Linked DNA regions of Homo sapiens: region 2 is linked to region 1. A link is a contact called in ENCODE Hi-C or POLR2A ChIA-PET data. All regions are on one chromosome and are shown on one strand. The core of a region is the stretch at or near the end of the contact, and the rest is flanking DNA. Distances in the headings are between cores, read along the strand shown. Region 1 overlaps EPSTI1 (epithelial stromal interaction 1). Region 2 has its middle 3.6 kb from the start of LINC00428.

Evidence for each region. A loop is a pair of places that touch in the nucleus more often than their neighbours do. ChIA-PET counts read pairs that join two places held with the same protein, here RNA polymerase II (POLR2A). Pooled maps may share reads with other maps.
Region 2: a loop to region 1 is called in a pooled map, with 2.7 times the contacts of the local background. The contact joins two enhancer-like sites. A Hi-C loop is called at or near these places in 2 of 168 maps with a recorded cell type or tissue (astrocyte of the cerebellum and cardiac septum) and 2 of 50 pooled maps. POLR2A ChIA-PET finds 5 or more read pairs at or near these places in 3 of 52 experiments (AG04450, activated CD4-positive, alpha-beta T cell and activated T-cell).

The regions. Positions count from the first base shown.
Region 1 is chr13:42,973,584-42,978,711 of GRCh38, forward strand. All of the region lies in intron 1 of EPSTI1 (epithelial stromal interaction 1), which reads right to left. Among named protein-coding and RNA genes, the nearest start is that of EPSTI1, 16 kb to the right of the region's middle. RefSeq lists an enhancer at 3,698-3,867. Within about 2 kb of position 3,713, at least 2 of the 41 ENCODE cell types and tissues checked have a DNase peak (open chromatin) inside an H3K27ac peak, as active enhancers do.
Region 2 is chr13:42,873,809-42,878,898 of GRCh38, forward strand. No RefSeq gene overlaps it. Among named protein-coding and RNA genes, the nearest start is that of LINC00428, 3.6 kb to the left of the region's middle. Within about 2 kb of position 3,188, at least 5 of the 41 ENCODE cell types and tissues checked have a DNase peak (open chromatin) inside an H3K27ac peak, as active enhancers do.

The DNA.
Region 1 (5,128 bases), core at 2,463-4,962:
AATATCATGTGTCAGAGTGTAATGCCTTAGTAGATACAAATATTCATCCCTTCTTTCTTAGCTTTCTCTTGACATGAAGAGCAAGTATAATTTATTAATGTTTTCAGCCAATTAGTTTGTACCCACAGCAAAGGCCTTTGCTGTTTTAACCTATGTGCTATCTCTTCCAACAGCCTGACTCTCAAAGTTGCTAATCTAGACAAGCCCAACAACCAACATTTCGCATTCTTGTCATTTCCTGATTAAGCAACATTCAAGCCACTGAAATAAATATATATATTTGAAAATGAGTCTCCTTAATTACCTCATTGAAATTTAATGAAAGATCTCAATTTGTAAGATTATTTTCACTTTCCAACAGCGCACATCCGTGAGATATACTGAGGGAGAATATATGAAAGAACAGACAAGATAAAATGTTTTTCTGCACCATAAGAAACATAAAATAAAAAGATATTCAAGAAATGTTTGGCCAAGCGCGGTGGCTCATGCCTGTAATCTCAGCACTTTGGGGGGCTGAGGCGGGTGGATCACTTGAGGTCAGGAGTTCAAGACCAGCCTGGCCAACATGGTAAAACCCTGTCTCTACTAAAAATACAAAAATTAGCCGGGTGTGATAGCACACGCCTGTAATCCCAGCTACTCGGGATGCTGAGGCAGGAGAATCGCTTGATCCCAGGGGGCAGAGGTTGCAGTGAGCTGCGATCATGCCACTGCACTCCAGCCTGGCCGATAACAGTGAAACTCTGTCTCAAAAAAAAAGAAAAAGAAAAAGAAAAGAAATGTTTTCCTGGCCGGGCGCGGTGGCTCACGCCTGTAATCCCAGCACTTTGGGAGGCCAGGGCGGGCGGATCACGAGGTCAGGAGATTGAGACCATCCTGGCTAACACGGTGAAACCCCGTCTCTACTAAAAATACAAAAAAAATTAGCCGGGCGTGGTGGTGGGCGCCTATAGTTCCAGCTACTTGGGAGGCTGAGGCAGGAGAATGGCGTGAACCAGGGAGGCGGAGCTTGCAGTGAGCCGAGATTGCGCCACTGCACTCCCGCCTGGGCGACAGAGCAAGACTCCGTCTCAAAAAAAAAAAAAAAAGTTTTCCTTGCGAGGTCTCTCGAGTTACACAACTGCATCTTGTGTGTACATTCTTGCACAATTTTTATAACTTTTTATCAATAAGTACTCTGAAAAAATGTTATGTTGAAGTTATCAAAAATATCTTGGCTGGCTAAAAGTATTACATAACAATATCCCCTGGTGTGTACAAACTGCACCAGATGTAATTTAAATTTGTAATTAGGAGCAACACTGGTTTGACAGAAAAAGAAATGCAGTTAAGAGCAAAAGTTCGGAAAGAGAAAATTAAGTGAAAAACATAATTTCAAGCAGAATAGTAGACATGTAAAGTCTACAGTCCTGCAAAAAGTTGAAGTTTTCATAGTTCAAGAAAATCTTATCCTTGGGTATATATAAATTGAAAAAAAAAGACTTAGAGATAATCAAAGGCATTTCGATACTTATCTTTCCAGATAAGACATTCCATATTGGTTTTTGTTACATGACCTTCAATGTAAGAATCAGAAACTTACTGTTTTCAGTCAACATTGAGTCAAAACTTTTGAGGCATTTAGGTTTCCAAAAGTTTGTTCATACATAGATCAAATTCCCAAGAATAATAGAAAATGACAAGACCAGGCCGAGCGAATTACCCTTGACCCCTAAGCCTATATTATACCACCCCTGATCAAGTATTCCACATCTCCAGTGTGGAAACATTTATGAATTGTCTTTGGCCTCAGAAACTACAGAGGCTAAGATACTGTCTGCACACCCAAGAAGCTGATGTGTAATTGATTAGTTCTTTCATCAGCACAACTCATTGCCTCTGTTAGACGGCTGAATACAGACACAGTGGGTAAAGACAGATAAATAAGCAGGAAATCATCGGGGCCTTTGTTTATAGGATGCCTTTAAGAAAATGAGAGGCATACACACCCAGGATCCCCATGGCTTACTGAGATATTGTAAATTCATGCAAACTAGAAAAAAAGTGCTGCTTCTTTCAGGTGGAGGTAATCCCACACTAAGATACATGGTTTGGTATGTATCTCAGCCACAAATCACACCTTAGCTGGGCAAGTGTGTGTAGTCACCAATCTGCACAACCATATAGAATCGACCTGAGATGATGTATTTCTTCACTTAAACACACACACACACATAAGTAAAAGCCACACAAAAAAAAGTTAGCAAGAAGGAGTCACACTAAAGATATAAAGAGTGTATATGAAGTACAATATTGTAGAGACTCACCATCTTTAAGAGGCCAAAAACCAATGATGGGACCATCGTTGAGATGGAGACCAACTGGTAGGTATACTTACAAAATGTCTTGTAACTACTTCCTCAGTAAAAATAACTGTCAGAAATTCATATTTTCAGAACATAGAGATGTCAGGTCTGGGATTTGATTGGATTCCACTTACAAGCTAATAAGTTAGCCTGTTACTGTTTCACAGACACTGGCAGAAGACATGAAATTCCTGGATCAGAGTCAAAGACTTTATTACTGATGGCACAGTAGGCAGCATGAGCACCAGCTTATTTACATCTATTCTCTCTGGCCTCCAGTCTTATGATGGGCGCAACAGGATGGATGCTGCACACATGGTGTGTTTGCATTGCAGCTGATAAAATCCTTCGGGAATACACCATTTTTACAGCAGATAGTAAGTGAGCCTGGTCTTTGTCCTGGGAGAACAAACCTTATCTCTCAAGGTTCCCAGCTAAATAAATAACTCTAAGAAATAGGTTAAAGAGTGGTCTTGGCACATCCAACAAAACGTAAGTGTACCTGAGGCCCTAGGGGGACTCTCTTTTCCAGCAAGAGAATATTTAGTATTAACATTCATATTAAGAATGGCTTAATGATAAATAAATTGATATTGGCAGAAAAACCACTTACTTATGAAATGTGCTATATATTTTCTCTTCCCATTATTATTATTAATAGACTTAGAATGGATTATGTTTCTGTCTCAAGCCTTACTCAAGGTTATCTATAACTTAAAGGAAAAAACCAGAAATGCAAGACATAGTGATGTACTCCAAAATCTGTACATAGAACACTTAGAAATGAAATTCATGTTTTCTGATTTTGAAAGAAACATACTTGTAAAAGAAAATTCAGAAAACTATTTTAAAAACATTTAAAAGTCACATATAATCCCACCTCTCAAACACCACAATTACAATTTTATTTGGGTGAATTTACTTTTCATCTATGCTCTATACATATTATTACACAGTTGCAAACATATTTTAAGTACAGCTGTACATCCTGCTTTCATTTATAAGTGGTTTTCCTAATTTGATTATATATGTAACATGCTTAATTCTCAATGGCTATGTAGTATTTCATGATATTGGTGCATCATATAACCACTCAACTATTGCAACTGTTTCAATTATTCACTATTATAAATAATCCTACAGGATGTACAAAGCATAATGCTTTCAGCAGAACATTATCCAGAAGAAAACACTAACAGTCCTCTGAATTCAATACTCTGAACAGGAATGTGGGCTACATTTAAACTTTTCTTCCTTAGATATCCTATTTACATTTCAAAAATCTGAGACAACATAATCATATGATTAATTTCCACTCTTATGTGTGACATCCTTTATTCTTTAACCAAAAGAGATGTAGGCCCTACCCAACATTCACTCTCACTTCCTCCTTGCTAATAGCACTTCTGTATTATTCAGACAGAGAATGTGCCCAATTAAAAGACTACAGCCACCAACCTTCTGTATAGTTAGGTAAAATTATGTGATTAAGTTTGAGAAATTGAGACATAAGTGGAAGTCACGGAGAGAGATTTCTAGAAAGCCTCCTTTAAGTGGTGGTAGACAAATAGAAAAAGCTGTTTTGTTACTTTCCTTCTTCCTGGAAGGTTGATGTGGTAGCTGGTGCTCAAGCAACCATCTTAGTCAATGAGGCAACCTGAATATGGAAGACATGATCAGGAATGGCAGAGCAGAAAGTCAGAAGCAGTCTGGTGCTCTGTGACCATGAAAACACCACATCAGTGGTAATCCGTTGCTGTACTGCCCAACTTCAAACCCTAATTCTGTTATTTCCTATCTGTACAACTTTGAGCAGATTATTCAGTTTTTCTATTTTTTCACCTGTGAAATCGGGATAACTATCCACTTCATAGGATATAAAGTGCTGTGAACCCTGAATATCTGAGGCAGGCCTCAGTTAATTTATAAAGTTTAAAGGCCTGGTGTGGTGGCTCATGCCTGTAATCCCAGCACTTTGGGAGGCCGTGGCAGGCAGATCACGAGGTCAGGAGATCGAGACCATCCTGGCTAACACGGTGAAACCCCATCACTACTAAAAATACAAAAAAAAATTAGCTGGGTGTAGTGGCGGGCGCCTGTAGTCCCAGCTACTTGGGAGGCTGAGGCAGGAGAATGGCGTGAACCCGGGAGGCGGAGCTTGCAGTGAGCCAAGATCACGCCACTGCACTCCAGCCTGGGCCACAGAGCGAGACTCCATCTCAAAAAAAAAAAAGAAAGTTTATTTTGCCAAGGTTGAGGACGCACCCATGACACAGCTTCAAGAGGCCCTGATGACATGTGGTCTAGGTGGTCAGAGTACAGTTTGGTTTTAGACATTTTAGGAAGACATGAGACATCAAACAACATATGTAAGATGAACATTGGTTTAGTCCAGAAAGGCAGGACAACTGGAAGCAAAGGTGGGACAACGCATAGCGGGGAGGGGGCTTCCAGGTCATAATAAATAAGAGACAAACAGTTGCATTCTTTTGAGTTTCTGATTCGCCTTTCCAAAGAAGGCAATCAGATATGCATTTATCTCAGTGAGCAGAGGGCTGACTTTGAATAGAATGCAAGGCAGGTTTGCCCTGAGCAGTTCCCAGCTTGACTTTTCCCTTTAGCTTAGTGATTTGGGGACCCCAGGATTTCTTTTCATTTCACAGTTCTGAGAACAATGCCAGAAAATAACAAATATTCTATTATAGTTTTCCATTATTTGTATTAGATCATCCCTAGACTACCTACCTTCAGACTTATTTTATGGGAGAGAAATAAAGAAA
Region 2 (5,090 bases), core at 1,938-4,437, 100 kb before region 1:
AAACTGAACAAACTGGCCTTGCTGAGTTTCCCCAGTTTATAATCATCATGTCATACTTTTCACCCTATTATATTTCTCTATGACTCTCCTCTCTTCATCAAACCCAGCATAAAAATACACAGGTTTAAAAAATACACAGGTTTAACTGTTTCTTCAGGTATTTATTTCCTTATGAAAGCTCCCATTTCATGTAAAATGCATGTTAAATAAACATGTAAGCTTTTCTCTGGTTCATCTGTCTTTTGTTATAGGGGCCTCAGCCATGAACCTAAGATGGAGAGAGGAAAAGCTGGTCTCCTCCCCTACAAAGCGATAGATGGTAAGGTGCTGGATCCAATGGCAGAAAAAAAAGTTTCAAACAATTAAATGATGCCACTTTTATAGAAATGGAGTCAGATGCTTCATATTGGAAAACAGTTATTTTCAACAATGATTCCTTTTATTTTCATCCAATTCATGGTATCAAAGTAAAACATTTGGAATTTTATTTTGCTGACGGTAAAAACATCTGATATTACTAGAGTGAGATGTCATTGTAAATCCAGTTAAATGAATCAGTGCTATCATAAATTGTTTTTAAAAGTTCAAACTAAAGTTATCTTTGTGTCATAATTAAGTACAAATTTTGGCATAGCACAGTGTCATTGTAAAAGCATGTTTTTTCTAAAGAATTATGGAGCAGAAATGTACTGGGAATTAGATGTGCAACATGATTCATACTTGTACTCAAACAAGTAGTGATAATCTACCAATCAAAATAGTAGCAGTCACGAAGAATTTATAAATATGATATATATGTATACACTTAAAATATCTAAACTATAGTTTTTGCAAAAATATGATTTTAAATACAAGGCAGTATCATGTGTTTTTCTCTCTTTGCTGTCTGCCATAAGGAGAATTTTAGAAATATTTGAGCATTGAAGAAATAATTTGTATATCAATCTAAGTATCTTTTTGTTGAATTCTTTTTAAAAATTAGCTCTCTAAATCTGGGCTGAATTTGTCCAAATCAGTTAGAAATCTTTGATCAGCACTTTCAATGAATAGAGTTTCAAAAAACTTTAGCTTTCCACATGTTTAGACAATTGGAATTATTAGTAACAAGTCTTAAAAACAAGAAGACACCAAAGTGTATCCCCACCAAAGCATGAAGAAACTAAACAAATTAAGTACGTTAAAAAGAGTATATTCTCAATCCTGATATGGTCTACAGAGAAGGTTCATTTCAAATTTATTAGTCATTAAATGCAAATTTGAAGAAAATATTGGGACAATTTTATTTAAAATTTTAACATAGCAAGACCATATAAGGAAAAGAAAACATTCTTTAGAAAAATAGAATGACATGGTATTTGAGACAAATGTGTTTTCAAAAAATGACTAAAGGGGTAATTATTCTGATTATATTATTGTAAAATTTCTACTTTTTATATATGTAAAGAAGTTTTAAAAGTTTTCTTTGGTGTACACAGATATATGTTATTCTACTTTCTAGAAAAAATATTTTTGAAATAGTGTTTCAAAATAATTATTTGGCAGATCCATCAAAAAATAAAAATGTATTTGTCAGTTAGTAAATTTTTGAAAAAAGATACCAGGATTTTTAGCACTTCATTTCACTCTTAAAAGTGTCCTGATTTGAAAGATGAATTCTATGGTATCAGCTTAAAAATCACAAATTTAGAAAGGAGACTTTGTTTGCTATAAAGACTCGCAGCCTACAATGTGGCCATTCTGACAGGCTGAGAAGTGTAGCTTCTGTGAGAAGCCTCTGTCAGCGGGTACTTCGAGGGAGGGAAGGATGAGACATACGTTTTGTTGAACAGGTTGGCCAAATATATGTATATATTCAACAGGTTACGGGAGGAGCTATGCAGTCTTTCGTCCAGATATTCATGAAGGGGGAACATGGCATGCATACTGAATAAACATGCATGTTACATGCATCTCATGCTTCCCTTAGGTGGAGACTTAACATTGAAATATATTACAAGTAAGCCCTATATGTCAAAAGGTGAAGCAGGGAAAGGAAGGCACTCAAATGCACAGCATCTGTAACTCGGCTGGAACTAGTCGATCTGTGGGTGGTCTCTTAGCAGGAGAAAAATACTGAAACCAGTCTTTTATTCAATCAAAGCTGTAGTTCTGGCTTGTGGAGCAGGGGGCCTCAGTTAGTCAGCTCTGCTGGTGGATGAGCTGCAATTGTTTAATATTGCTTATCTCAAGGCCAGCGCGTGTTTAGCTGCTAGAGAAAAAGAAAAACCTTGTGGCAGTTGGAACACAGTTTCTTCTTTAACTGTAGGAGTCCATGACTTAACATGGCCTTCGGTCCTGTTTATAATGTGGTATCTCATTGTGAACAAAGAGTCTGTTCTGACAGTCTCGTGATCTCTATTTCAACATTAATGCTGGTCAGATGTTGTGTCTAAACCACAAAAGGGAGGGAAGATAAAGAGGTGCATCTGACCTCTCGTCCTGTGATGGCCAGAAACTCAGTTTTTAAAAGGTTTCTCTGGGGTCCTCTTGGCCAAGAGGCAGCCTGTTCAGTTGACTGGGGAGCTAAGGACTTTAGTTTCAGTTCTCAATAATCATCCTAGTTACACAGTCATCAGACTCACCACACCCCAAAGAAAATGAATGTTCTGTGGTTCCCCTTTCTAGGGTCTCATAGGATCAAAGTTTCCCCAGGTTGAAAGGGCTCTCAAAGAAAAGGTATGTTAATTCTCTTGAAGTTTTCAAATTTCAGTGTACCTAGGGATTTCCTTGAGAGCCTGTTATGCAAATTCCTGGTCCCTGGTAACAAGATTTGTGATGTAAGTCAAGGATGGGGCCCAGGAGTCTGTATTTTTTCCAAGACCTCACCCTCTCCCCAAGGGATTTCTTTAGAGATGTACCTGGTCAATTCTGAAATCAACTTCTAAAAGCTTTTCTTGGCATAGAGTAGAAATCTATATCCCTAAAGTACCACCCACTAGTTCTAACAATCACATAGAAAAAAAAGAATGGATTTCTCTTCCTATGATAGACCTTTAAGTATGGGAGATGCCTGTCATCATTTCCAGAGTTCTATTTTATTCAGCCTAACTACTTCGGTCTCTTCTCCAACTCTTCTTCAATACACAACACACACACACACAAACTCCTACAAGGTTACCGAGAATAAAACGTATGCCAACAAGTACAGATTAGGGTGCTATGACTCAGGAACAATGTGTGTGAAAAAGTTTAAAGATTTTAGCTGATAGTAAACTCAATATGTGTCAACAGTATGAATCATTACAAGAGAGTAGGAGAAAGGAGCAGGAGAAGAGAGAAAAAGGAAGAACAAGAAAAAAAATCTCTGCCTCTGGTTGTTGATGGTATCAAATGAGATGCTGATTATGCAGACTTCCCCTAATGTACTCTGCTGTCATGTATATTTCTTTGATCAAATATCTTCCACTTCCTAGAATACCAGCTCCACTCCTCCCCTAAAGCAATGAGCTATTTTCAAAACCATTCATCTTTCAAGATTCAGCTCAAACATCAAGTCCTCAACTGCCCCAGGATAACTTACCTCTCTCTCCTTTAAACTCCCACTGTTCTTTACACAGCTCATCACACTCGATTGTTTACACATGGCTTACTGCACTTACCACCCCCCCCCCGCCCCGCCTTCTAATGTGCTGCCTGCATGATTTCCTTAGATATTATTCTTACTGTTCAGTGTCTATCTGTCCTAGAATATGAGCTCATGAGGGCAGCTTCTGTCTTATTTAATGCTATATCTCTGGTGCCTGGAAGAGTGCCTGGCACATAGTGAGCACTCCTGGGAAAATATAATTAAAAACGAAATGTCCTCCTAACCCAGAAAAGCTTTCTACAAAGGTAAAAGGAAAACTATTTTATTATTAAATAAGCATTAAACCAGAAAGTGATGCACATTACAGGCAATCTGCTAAAGAAATGGCAAAGACCAGAAAGAACTCTCACTCTTTTATAGCTAAGGGGATACAACCCATTACCATTAGTTAGGCTTTGCAATTTGGAGTCAGACAACAACTGAAGTTACACCCCTCTCCTCTTAGGAAACCGGAAGCTAAAGCCTTAGCTTCCTTGATGATTACATCAAGGAAGAGAGGACGTCCAGGTCCTTGAAGAAACACTCCAGATTGTGAGGTAGCCCAGAGGCTTATTTAGCCACTAAAAAGATTCACATACATAGAAAAGGACAGGGAAAACTTTTTTTTTTTTTTTTTTTGAGACAGTCTCGCTCTGCCGCCCAGGCTGGAGGTGCAGTGGTGCAATCGCCGGCTCACTGTAAGTTCCGCCTCCTGGGTTCACGCCATTCTCCTGCCTCAGCCTCCCCAGTAGCTGGGACTACAGGCGCCCACCACCACTCCCAGCTAATTTTTTTTATTTTTTAGTAGAGATGGGGTTTCACCATGTTAGCCAGGATGGTCTCGATCTCCTGACCTCGTGATCCGCCGGCCTTGGCCTCCCAAAGTGCTGGGATTACAGGCGTGAGCCACCGCGCCCGGCCAGGGAAAACATTCTGAAAGAGAAAAAAGGAGTGGAGAAATTTCTTCCCTTATTTTCGACAGGAAGATTTAAGCTCCTCATCTTACATTTTTACTTGCTCTTTCTGCACTTAATCACCACATGTTGAAAAAGTAAAAACTAAAAGATGGTTTTCCCTGTAATTAACTATAAACACCTAAGGGCAAGAGCTATGTGTTATTTTCCTACACAACACCAATATAGTGTGCACTCAACAAATGTTTGTGGAAAGAGGAAGGAAGGAAGGAAAAGAAAGAGAAACAGGAAAGAGAGAAGGAGAAAGAGAGGAAGGAAGGAAGGAAAAAAAGAAAAGGAGAAAGATGATTTTGACAACTGTAAAACAATCTCCACATTAAGGACTAAGCATTAAGGGAAGAGAATCAAATAACAGACAGATAAGCTGGGCCTATCATAATAGTTATTGACTCTTCATAAACCATCTCTACATGTACATTTAGTTATGCATTGGGTAATGGTTAAAATAGATACCTAGGGTGCTTTCCAAAACTGGATTCTACAGTTCCTAGGTCACGGACTTGGCTTGTCTC